Linked DNA regions of Homo sapiens: all the other regions are linked to region 3. Evidence: chromatin contacts called from ENCODE Hi-C or POLR2A ChIA-PET data. All regions are on one chromosome and are shown on one strand. The core of a region is the stretch at or near the end of the contact, and the rest is flanking DNA. Distances in the headings are between cores, read along the strand shown.

What was found. Hi-C counts contacts between places; a loop is a spot of excess contacts on that map. ChIA-PET counts read pairs that join two places held with the same protein, here RNA polymerase II (POLR2A). Pooled maps may share reads with other maps.
Region 1: a loop to region 3 is called in a map of heart right ventricle, with 5 times the contacts of the local background. The contact joins the enhancer-like site here to the promoter of RNF150 in region 3. A Hi-C loop is called at or near these places in 39 of 168 maps with a recorded cell type or tissue (A673, Caco-2, IMR-90 and 21 more) and 26 of 50 pooled maps. POLR2A ChIA-PET finds 5 or more read pairs at or near these places in 2 of 52 experiments (AG04449 and AG04450).
Region 2: a map of heart right ventricle shows a loop between it and region 3 (5-fold over the local background). The contact joins the enhancer-like site here to the promoter of RNF150 in region 3. A Hi-C loop is called at or near these places in 20 of 168 maps with a recorded cell type or tissue (GM12878, IMR-90, Right ventricle myocardium inferior and 11 more) and 21 of 50 pooled maps. POLR2A ChIA-PET finds 5 or more read pairs at or near these places in 2 of 52 experiments (AG04450 and SK-N-SH).

The regions. Positions count from the first base shown.
Region 1 is chr4:140,993,604-140,996,857 of GRCh38, forward strand. All of the region lies in intron 1 of RNF150 (ring finger protein 150), which reads right to left. Among named protein-coding and RNA genes, the nearest start is that of RNF150, 140 kb to the right of the region's middle. Within about 2 kb of position 1,633, at least 4 of the 41 ENCODE cell types and tissues checked have a DNase peak (open chromatin) inside an H3K27ac peak, as active enhancers do; they include heart right ventricle, where a contact is called at or near this core.
Region 2 is chr4:140,934,011-140,937,327 of GRCh38, forward strand. All of the region lies in intron 4 of RNF150 (ring finger protein 150), which reads right to left. Among named protein-coding and RNA genes, the nearest start is that of TBC1D9, 180 kb to the left of the region's middle. Within about 2 kb of position 1,366, at least 3 of the 41 ENCODE cell types and tissues checked have a DNase peak (open chromatin) inside an H3K27ac peak, as active enhancers do; they include ascending aorta and heart right ventricle, where a contact is called at or near this core.
Region 3 is chr4:141,131,928-141,135,122 of GRCh38, forward strand. It overlaps RNF150 (ring finger protein 150), which reads right to left and starts at 1,542. Exons shown (of 7, transcript NM_020724.2): 1 at 398-1,542. The coding sequence starts at 881. RefSeq lists a silencer at 1,361-1,480.

The DNA of each region.
Region 1 (3,254 bases), core at 383-2,882, 140 kb before region 3:
CAGCTGTTTATATGGCCTTGTTTATGCAGCCTGGAGAACGAAGATAGTTTATCATTTCCCTAAGGTCTTCACGCAGCTTGAATAGATTGTCTTCAGCTAGGAACTGATTTTGATACATGTTAAAGCCATGATTTCTCAAAGATGATAAGGAGGGTTATCTCCTTTTTCCCCTCACTCTACCTTCATCTTCCCACCTCCAAACAAGAAAAGAAAATCTCAGTGCACTGTTAGGCTTTCAGTCATGAGAGAGATCTTGGGGAGAGAATTCTAAGTAAGATGGTGACACCTACTCATCGGAAAACACTGCCCAGGAAGGATGGGGGACCTGGTACATTGTGGCATGAAACAAAGTTGCGTTTGTGGGTGTTGTTGACATAACAGTGATAATTTGCCACCTAGGACATAAAAATAGCCTCCACCAACATCTGAGAATATACAGCTTTCCAAATAATTACCCACTTCAACTTAACTCCCTCTAGACCTTCACAGGCTACCCAGAAACATGCATGCTTCCAGTCCCTCCAAGAGAACTGCTCGTGGAAGGAATAAAAACAAGAGCAGCAGATTAACCATGTTTGGAGTGGAAATCCAAGGTCATGCCTGCTTCAAAACAGCTCAGCCAAATCCTGCAAGAGTTTAAAGAGGGTAAAGTGTAGAAAGCTGCAGCCAGATCTCTCCACATTAAAAGTTACTAGTTTGTCTTGAAGGCAAAGGCCCAAAGGATATGACAGAAGGGGTGCTCAAAGTCCCAGCCCATCTGTGTGCCTATCTGACCATGAGCACAGGTTGAAGGTGATAGTAAAATGATCACGAAGGTTATTTATGATAAATATTGATTGTGGGGCTGCTGTGCATGTGTGTGCACGCACACACACACAACACACACACACACACACCACTGCCTATTTAAGCAGCCCTAACAAACCAAAGCCAGGGGCTAATATTGAACAGTGACCTTATTGTGGTGGCTCTCTACACAACAAAAACCACATTTAAAATGCATCAAGACCAAAAGTAAGATCTGAAGAATGAGGAAACCTAGGCTATAACAAAATGAAAAAAGGTTTTACACATTCCCTGAGCACAGGCAGCACTGAAGGATGAAATGATTTGCTTGCTAGGCTCACTAGAGTAAAAGGCAGGAAGCATTTTCCACCCAAGTTGCTACGCCTCTGGTGTTCCCTGGACCATCTGGATAGAAGTTTATGTTCAATCTATAAGTCTTTTTTTAATTTTTAATTTTTATGGGTACACAGTATAATAGGTACCTATATTTATGAGGTACATGAGGTATTTTGATACAAGCATACAATGCTTAATAATAATCATATCAGGGTAAACAGGTATTTATAACTTCAGCATTTAACATTTCTATGTGTTACAAACATTCCAGTTATACTATTTTATTAATTTTTAAATGTCTGATAAATTATTGACTGTGATAACCCTGTTGTGCTATCAATTACTAGAACTTATTCATTCTATCTAATTATATTTTTTGTACCCATTAACCATCCCCACTCCAACCCTACTACTCTTTCCAGCCTCTGGTAACCATCATTCTACTCTCTATCTATGATAAAGGGCAGGTGAACCCCAAATTTGGAACTCAGCCCAGGAATGTTCTTGGCTTTGCTCAGGAAAAAATTCAAGGGCAAGCCAGTGGTGTTAGCAGCTTTTGTTGAAATGGCAATGTACAGCAGCAGCAGAGGTACGGCTCAGAGCAGAGCAGGGCTACCCCATAGGCAGTGTGCCCAGAGTAGCAGCTCAGAGGCAGTGCTGCAGTCATATTTATAACCACTTTTAGTTATATACAAACTAAGGTGTAGATTATGCAGAAATTTCTAGGAAATGGGTGGTAACTTCTGGGTCATCAGGTCATTGCCATAGAAAGCGGCAGTAAATTCTAGGTGTTGCCATTCTAGGGAATGGTAAACTGACATGGCACAATGGTGGACGTGTCTTATGGAAAGCTGCTTCCGCCCCATCCCTGTTTTAGCTAATCCTCAATTTGGTCTGGTGTCTGAACCCTGCCTCTGGAGTTGTGTCCCGCCTCCTATCTCATCTCCATGAGTTCAGTTGTTTTTATTTTTAGCTTCCACAAATGAGTGAGAACATGAGAAGTTTGTCTTTTGGTGCCCCACTTATTTCACTTAATGTAATGCTCTCCAGTTCCATCCATATTGTTGCAAATGACAGGATATCATCTTTTTTTATGGCTGAATAGTACTCCATTGTGTATATGTACCACATTTTCTTTGTCCATTTGTTTGTTGATGAACACTTAGGTTGCTTCCAAATCTTAGCTACTGTAAACAGTGCTGCAAGAAACATGGGATTCAGATATCTCTTTCATATACTGATTTCCTTTTTTGGGGGGGTATATACCTAGCAATGGGATTGCTGGATCATATGGGAGTTCTATTTTTAGTTTTTTGAGGACCCGCCATACAGTTCTCCATAGTGGCTATACTAATTACATTTCCAGCAACACTGTATGAGGCTGCCCTTTTTCCCCATCCTCATCAGTATTTGCTATTGCTTGTCTTTTGGATAGAAACCATTTTAACTTGGGTGAGATGATATCTCATAGTAGTTTTGATTTGCGTTTTTCTGACAATAAATGATGTTGAGCATTTTATCATATACCTGTGTGCCATTTGTATGTCTTCTTTTAAGAAATGTCTACTCAGATTTTTTAGCCCATTTTTAATTGGATTGTTAGATTTTTTTCCTATTTAGTTGTTTGAGCTCCTTGTACATTGTTTATTAATCCCTTCTACAAGTCGTTACTGAATGTCAGCACTACTAAATGTTAAGAGGTGGCATGATAGAGTAGAAAGAAAATTTGATTTGGAATAGTTAACACTGGTTTAAAGTCTTGGCTTTCCCACTTCATAGCTGTGTGACTTGGGCATTTAACCTGCAGCTTCTTCACCTCTGTGCTAGAATCATAACTGCTCTGGCTACTTCAAAGGGTTGACAAGAGAATAAAATATAGATGTAAATGTGCTTTCTTATCCTGTTAAACGTTACGAAAATTATCTGTTACCATTAGAGAAGCAAGGTAAAAAATTTTGGTTTCTAGCTTATGATCTAGTTAGGGAAAAAATTTGTACAAGAAATATTCAAAGAGCAAAACTATTTAGCAAAGTGTTGGAGAGTCCTGTAGTCCAGGTTTCCTAATGCCATGTGGCAAATGTTCATTGTGTGGTACAGACCAAGTATAAAAGTGAGAAAAGCAGTCATCAGGA
Region 2 (3,317 bases), core at 116-2,615, 200 kb before region 3:
ATTTGTTTATTTATTTTGAGACAGAGTCTCGTTCTATTGCCCAGCTGGACAGTGCAGTGGCGTGATCTAGGCTCACTGCCACCTCCGCCTCCCAGGTTCAAGTGTTTCTCCCACATTAGCCTCCCAAGCAGCTGGGACTATAGGCACATACAACCATGCCTGGCTAATTTTTGTATTTTTGTAGAGACAGGGTTTTGCCATGTTGGCCAGGCTGGTCTGGAACTCCTGATCTCAGGTGATCCACCACCGTGGCCTCCCAAAGTGCTGGAATTACAGGTGTGAGCTACTGTGCCCAGCCTAAAAACATCATTTTTTAAAAAAGAAAAGACAAACGGAAAAAAGCTGCAATATAGCACCAGTAGTAATCATATTCTGGCTGTAGTTATAAACATAATAACTTTGTTTTGGCAAGCAAATATGATAGCAGTTTCATGTGATAGAGCAAAAAAGAAAAAAAAAAGAATGCAATAAGGTAAATTGCTGCTCACCGCACAAGCACTGTCCTTCTACGAAAAGTCTGCTTTCTTTTCAGGCTCACAGAAACAAGTTTGGAAAGTAATATCCAGAAAACATACAGAGGAAGTAAAATTCTTAAAACTTGGCTAAATTTGATTTAGTTTCCTTGAGTTGCTTAGACATTTTGCTTAGAGTGAGAGGGGGTTTCTGAAGCAGATTTTTAGCCAAAACCATATCCCCAGAGGTATGAAAGTACAACAGGGATCCCTGAGCAGGAATAAGTGTGGCTATGGTGTCAACTCCACAGCCAATGATACAGTGCTGGCCCAGAAGTCAGAAAACCTGGCTTTACTTTGGGCCCTGGGACCAACTTCTTTGAGTTAAGGTTTTCTTTTAATAAAATACAGGGGCAATCATTGATATCTGTCCTATCTATATTACAGGCTGGTCTGAGCTAAAATTAGACATTATATGCAAAAGTGCTTTGTGAAGAGTAGAGTGCTTTTGAAAGTTAAAGTGTTATAATATATATATATATATAAATATATATATATTATATATTTATAATATATATATATAAATATATATATTATATATATATAATATATATATAATATATATAATAAATATATATATAAAGTGTTATAATATATAAAGAACCATTTATTCCACACAGCTCTGCATTGCGTTAGATTTATAGCATGAAAGAAAAACCAACAACTTAAAAAAACAAAGAAAGGATATCAGATCCTGTTGCTACTAACATCAATTTCTTTTTAAACTACAATGGAAGAAATTTTTACTTTGGGAATGCAAGCTGGGAGGAATTGCAGGACCCTCATTTTATAGTGTGTCTCACTCCTTGGGTTTCTGGCAGAGGGAGGCTCTGTGCTTAGAACTTAACTCTGTTCTAATTATATCGTTTGGCTGGGGCAGCAAAGCTAGTTGGCATTCATCCCGTGTGTCTACTTGATTAATATAACTGGGGATCAGGACATTTGAAGCCAGAATGCCATATTTAACGAGGTTATTACAGTGCAAGACTTCTGTCCTAAGGCGACATTTGCTATGTTGAAAAACAACATCATTTACAGCACTGCCATCTCTTTCATGTTCCCTTCCTTTATTCCCTTAAGTGATATATTTTACATATATAATGTTGTACACATAAAAATCTGAAGTAATCAAAGAAAAACGATAAGAAAACACTTAGCAAACTCCAAACTTAGAAATACTGTGTAATTTTTACTAATGTGTAGAGTGAACTGTTGTTTTTAAAATTCTATTGCATAGCTTCTTTGGTACTTAAGTTTTTTTCCATTACTTTAAATGAAGGTATAATGTACCACAAAATGCATAAACCTTAAGTGAGCTTGATGATTTCTTAAGTGTGTGTATGTTTACGTACATACCACCCAGATGAAGATATACACCATCCTATCACCCCAGAAAGTCCTCCTGTGCCCCTTACCAGTCAATACCCACTCTCTGCCATGTGACCATCATTCTAACATCTGTCACCATATATTAGTTTTCCCTGTTATTGAATTTCAAATGGAATCATAAAGTATGTATTCTTTTTTGTCTAGCTTTTTAAATTCAAAATAATGGTTTTCAGATTCATCTGTGCCTTGGTGTACATCAATAGCTTGTTTTTTTATTGCTCAGTAGTATTCCATTGTATGGGTGTACCCCAATTTGTTTGCAGATTTTCCATTGTTAGACATCTGTACTGTCCTCATTTTTTGGCTATTATGGCTAAATGTGCTATGGCCACTCTTGCATCAGTCTTTCTGTTAATATATGCATTCATTTCTCTCAGGTATATATCCAAGAACAGAATTGCTAGGTCACAAGGTAGGGTGTATTTAACTTTAGTGGAAACTGCCAAACAAATTTCCAAAGCTGTTGTGCTATTTTAAACTCCTACTACACTGCATAACTTTTAATTTGGCCAAGTATATAAAATTCTGTTCTTGGAAAAATGGGTTTAAAAAATAGTTTTTATAAACTATTTGAGTGAGATGCCATACACCAGCATAAATTTTCATATAAATTTGAAAAGAGTAGTTAATTGATCAGTTATCTTATTTCTTGATAGGGAAGGATTAAAGTAAGGAGGAAGAGATAAGAACACAAAATTCGTTAATTTTATAGCATAAATTTTAAATTGTTAATTAAAAAAGCATTATAAAAAATAAAAATACTTAATAAAAAGATTCACCAAAAACACTAAAACAAAATGTTAAAAATAGTATCACATTTTATCAATTCTAGGCCATATCATTCTTCATTCCCATTTTAACCTATCTAAAATTAGGAAACATCTTACAATCAATGACAATTTATATTAAATATGATATGATATAAAAAGAACTTGTGTTAGTCAATAGTAATATATCAAAGAAATCAAACATATGGGAATTTAAATTACCTTTATATTTGGCTATCAGATGAGAAAGATGCTTTAAAAATTTACTACTCCATGGTTCTGAGAGAGTGCTAGCATAAACACTCTCACATACTGCTAATGAGGTGTCAATCATTACCACCTTTCAGGAAAGCAATTGGATAAAATTTTTCAAGATCCTTTAAAATTCCTTTCAATCTAGTAAGTTCACTTTAGGAATGTATCTGAAGGGATAAATACAGAATAAATATATAAACAACTAACCTCATGATTTTATAATGATGAAAAACTGGAAGCAATTTAAATGCTGAACAATGTTGGAGGGTAGTTAAATAAACTCTAAAAACGAACTATTATGCAACTACTAAAAATTTTTAAATAATTTCTTTTTTTTGTTTGTTTGAGACAGAGTCTTGCTCTGTTGTCCAGGCTGGAGTGCAATGGTGCGATC
Region 3 (3,195 bases), core at 292-2,791:
TGATGCACAGACCCAAGGGCAGTGCTGTGGTATCAGATCTACTGGTTCCAAACAGGTGCTGGGCCGGTCACTAACCAAGAACAGTATCTGAGCCCTACCCTCCAAACCCCACCTTCCAGGTCCCCCTCGGAAAAGTTAGCCCGCCACGTTGAACCCCTGTCCAAGCGGCGCTATGCCAAGCTCTCCGGCAGCCTCTCCCCTACCCAATACAGTTAATCTTCTCCTCTTTGTAAACCCCCCAAGTGACGCGGAGCAAAACTTAATCGGTCCAGGGAACCCAGACACGTCTTCCGCGCCGCACGGACTTCCCAGAAGGAGCCTGGAGGCAGGCGCTGGATCCCTCTAGGCACCTCCGTCCCCGCCGGCTCCCCTCCCCCGCGCCCGCTGGGCCACTCACCCGCGTGGGGCATGGTGATGGTCTCGTTGGTGTTGGAGCCCACGTTGAAGATGACCACGGCTGAGGCGTTCTGCAGGAACGCGTTCCGGATCTTATCCCTGTACGTGCAGTTGCCCTTGGGGATGAGGGCTATCCAGTTCTTGCCGCGGGTCGGGGCGGCGAACTTGGTGTTGGGGTCGCAGGCCAGGCGGTCGTGGGCCGAGCTGGCCATGACCACCTCCCCGCGGGCGTCCTGCTTGGGCGAGTGCTCTCCGTAGCGCCCGCACTCCGTCTTCTCCGTGTGCAGCTCCGCGCCGCCGCCGCCCGCCGCCCCGGCCCCGGGGTCCGGCGCGGGCTCGGCGTAGGTGATGTTCACGAAGGCGGTGTACCATTCCTCCTTCTCGGCCACGGTAAAGTCCAGGCAGAGCAGATGCACGAAACAAAAGGAAAGCAGCCATGTTGAGAGAGCCAGACTGCAGCACGCTTGGATGAGAGACATTGCCATCTTTATCCGCCGGGGCCCCCTCCCCGCCCCCGCGCCCTCCCTCCGTCCCGTCCCTCCTCCCCAGCCCCGGCCAACCCCGGGCCGCTGCCTCTCCTCCTGCTGCTGCTCACTCCCGGGCCGGAGGGGCCGCGGCCGGGACGCGCAGCCGCCGCGGGGACCGGATTCCGGGCGAGCGGATGGCGCTGGCCCCTTCCCCTCTCAGCTGTAGCGCGGTGGTTGCATTTTGCTTCTTGGGCGCCCGGGGGGCGCGGGAACAGAGGGCCCGCGGGGCTTGCGGAGGAGTCCTGCTGCCGAGCGTCCTGCTCCTTCGCCCGGCTTCGCCTTCTCTCATAAGGGTGGCCGGGGGCCCACGAACTTGCAGGGTGGCGGCCCTGCGCCCTCCAGCCCCGGCGGGGACGGGCACGATTGCTCGTAGTCTGGGGTGCTGCGGTGCGGGGTGCTGCCCAGGGTGTCCCGGCCGCCGCCACTGAGCGCTGGGGCGCGCGAATCCAGCTGCAGCCGCTGCTGCCCTGCGCCGGTTCCCTCAGGCTGCGGGCGCTGCGCTCCTGATCTCGCCGGTGGCTGCGCCTGGGCACGCACTTGCCGCGGGCGGGGCGGGCTTGGGGACAGTGGGAGCGAGCAGGCAGAGCGGAGTAAGCGGTCCGTGTGTGTGTGTCTGTATGTTTGTGTGTGTGTGTGTGTGTGTGTATAATGTGTGCGTGCAAGGAGGAGCTTAGTGTGATGTCAAAGCCCCTGGGATTCTCTTGCCATGTTCCCTTGGTCTCTCTTTATGGGCAGCAGCGACCCCTGTCGGGTCTCAAATTCAACCTCAATCGGCGACTTAATCTAGGTGGAGGTAAAGAGGAAGCGACCCCTCGACCTTTGAGTACGGGAATAACTTCCTGAGCGTTACATTTAGCAAATGTATGTGCCTCTCGTAAACGACCCTCCCGTTTGCTGGAAGTACTGCCGTGAGCTCCCTGATTACCTGTCCTAAGGCCAAAGTGTAAGGTGGTTTGGTATTGAGGTCCTTCCAAAGCTACCTCTGGAATACCTAGGGCAGTGGCTATCAAATCTTTAGTTTTAAAACTCAGACCGATGGGTCCTGCCACAAAGTTTCTGGTTCAGTAGATCTGTGGTAGGGCCCCAAAAATATGCATTTCTAACAAGTTCCCAGGTGGTGCTGATGCTGCTGGTCTAACAACCATTCTGTTAAGATGGGTATAACAATGGGCTTCCTACTGCCCACCTGGAAGCAAACATCTAACATTCGTTTTCTTATAGAATAGGTGTTTTGTCACTCTGTAAGAAGAGAAACCGGGTGAGACATTTCTGGACTGTGTTTATTCTGATTGTCATGGCTGGGAACAGGGGACTCGCAGCACCAACAGGCAAGGGAGGTTTGTTTGGGTTATTGTTTATAGTGCGCTCTCCAACTGTGCATAGAGATTACAGTAGTCAGCAGACAGTACAGTCCCCCTAGTGTAGTGTTCTTAAAACTGTAGTACAGCAGAGTGCCTTACCAATTAGACGTTTTGGTGGTGGATATCCTTTCCCTTGGCTTGAGATGCCTGCCATATAGTCTCTAAAAATATTTGTTTGATGGTTCTCTATCATTTACATTGTGTTTCCCACCTGATGCTCTTTCAGAGAACCCAGGACCCATTCATGATTTAAATTTAAAAAATGAAAGGCTGCCTTTTCCCCAGGACTTTAGCATGTTTACAGCTCTTCGTTAATGAACGTCCACCAGTACAACTTCTCTTTTTCCGGCAGCAGTACAAACAGCTGATGGCTGTTAAGGGAGGGCAAAGAGCCTCAGCTGTACCCAAATTAGAAGCAGGCACAAGAAGAACTACTTAGAAGAATTTGTCTCTATGGCATTTGATGTGCTGAATTTGTATGTGTTCCTAGCTTATTCATTTTAGAAAATAGGCTTCTAGGCAATTGGGACAGTGCTTTTTATAGCGCTTACTGCCAAGGAGGCAAAAGTGGAGACACCTGGCTGCTGGTTCCTGAACCACCAGAGATCTGAGGGAGGAGTCCACTGCTAGAAACCCCCGGCTAGGTTCTGAGCAGTTGCCTTTAGCAACCCACAGTGTTTCCCCAGTCTTCTTTATCGCTTAGCATTTTTTTTCTCCAGCTGGAAGACTTGGAGAAGCTATGTTATTAAGAATGTGTGACTATCCCTTACCCCTTCTTTCCTTTGGAAAAGTTAGGTGCTAAAGAGATGACAGGGTCAAGGAAATAGCATGGCTGGAAGATTGCTTAATTACAGGGCCATTGGGCTAATAAGTAAAACACTGAGTAAAATAGGAGCGAGGTTTCTTACTGT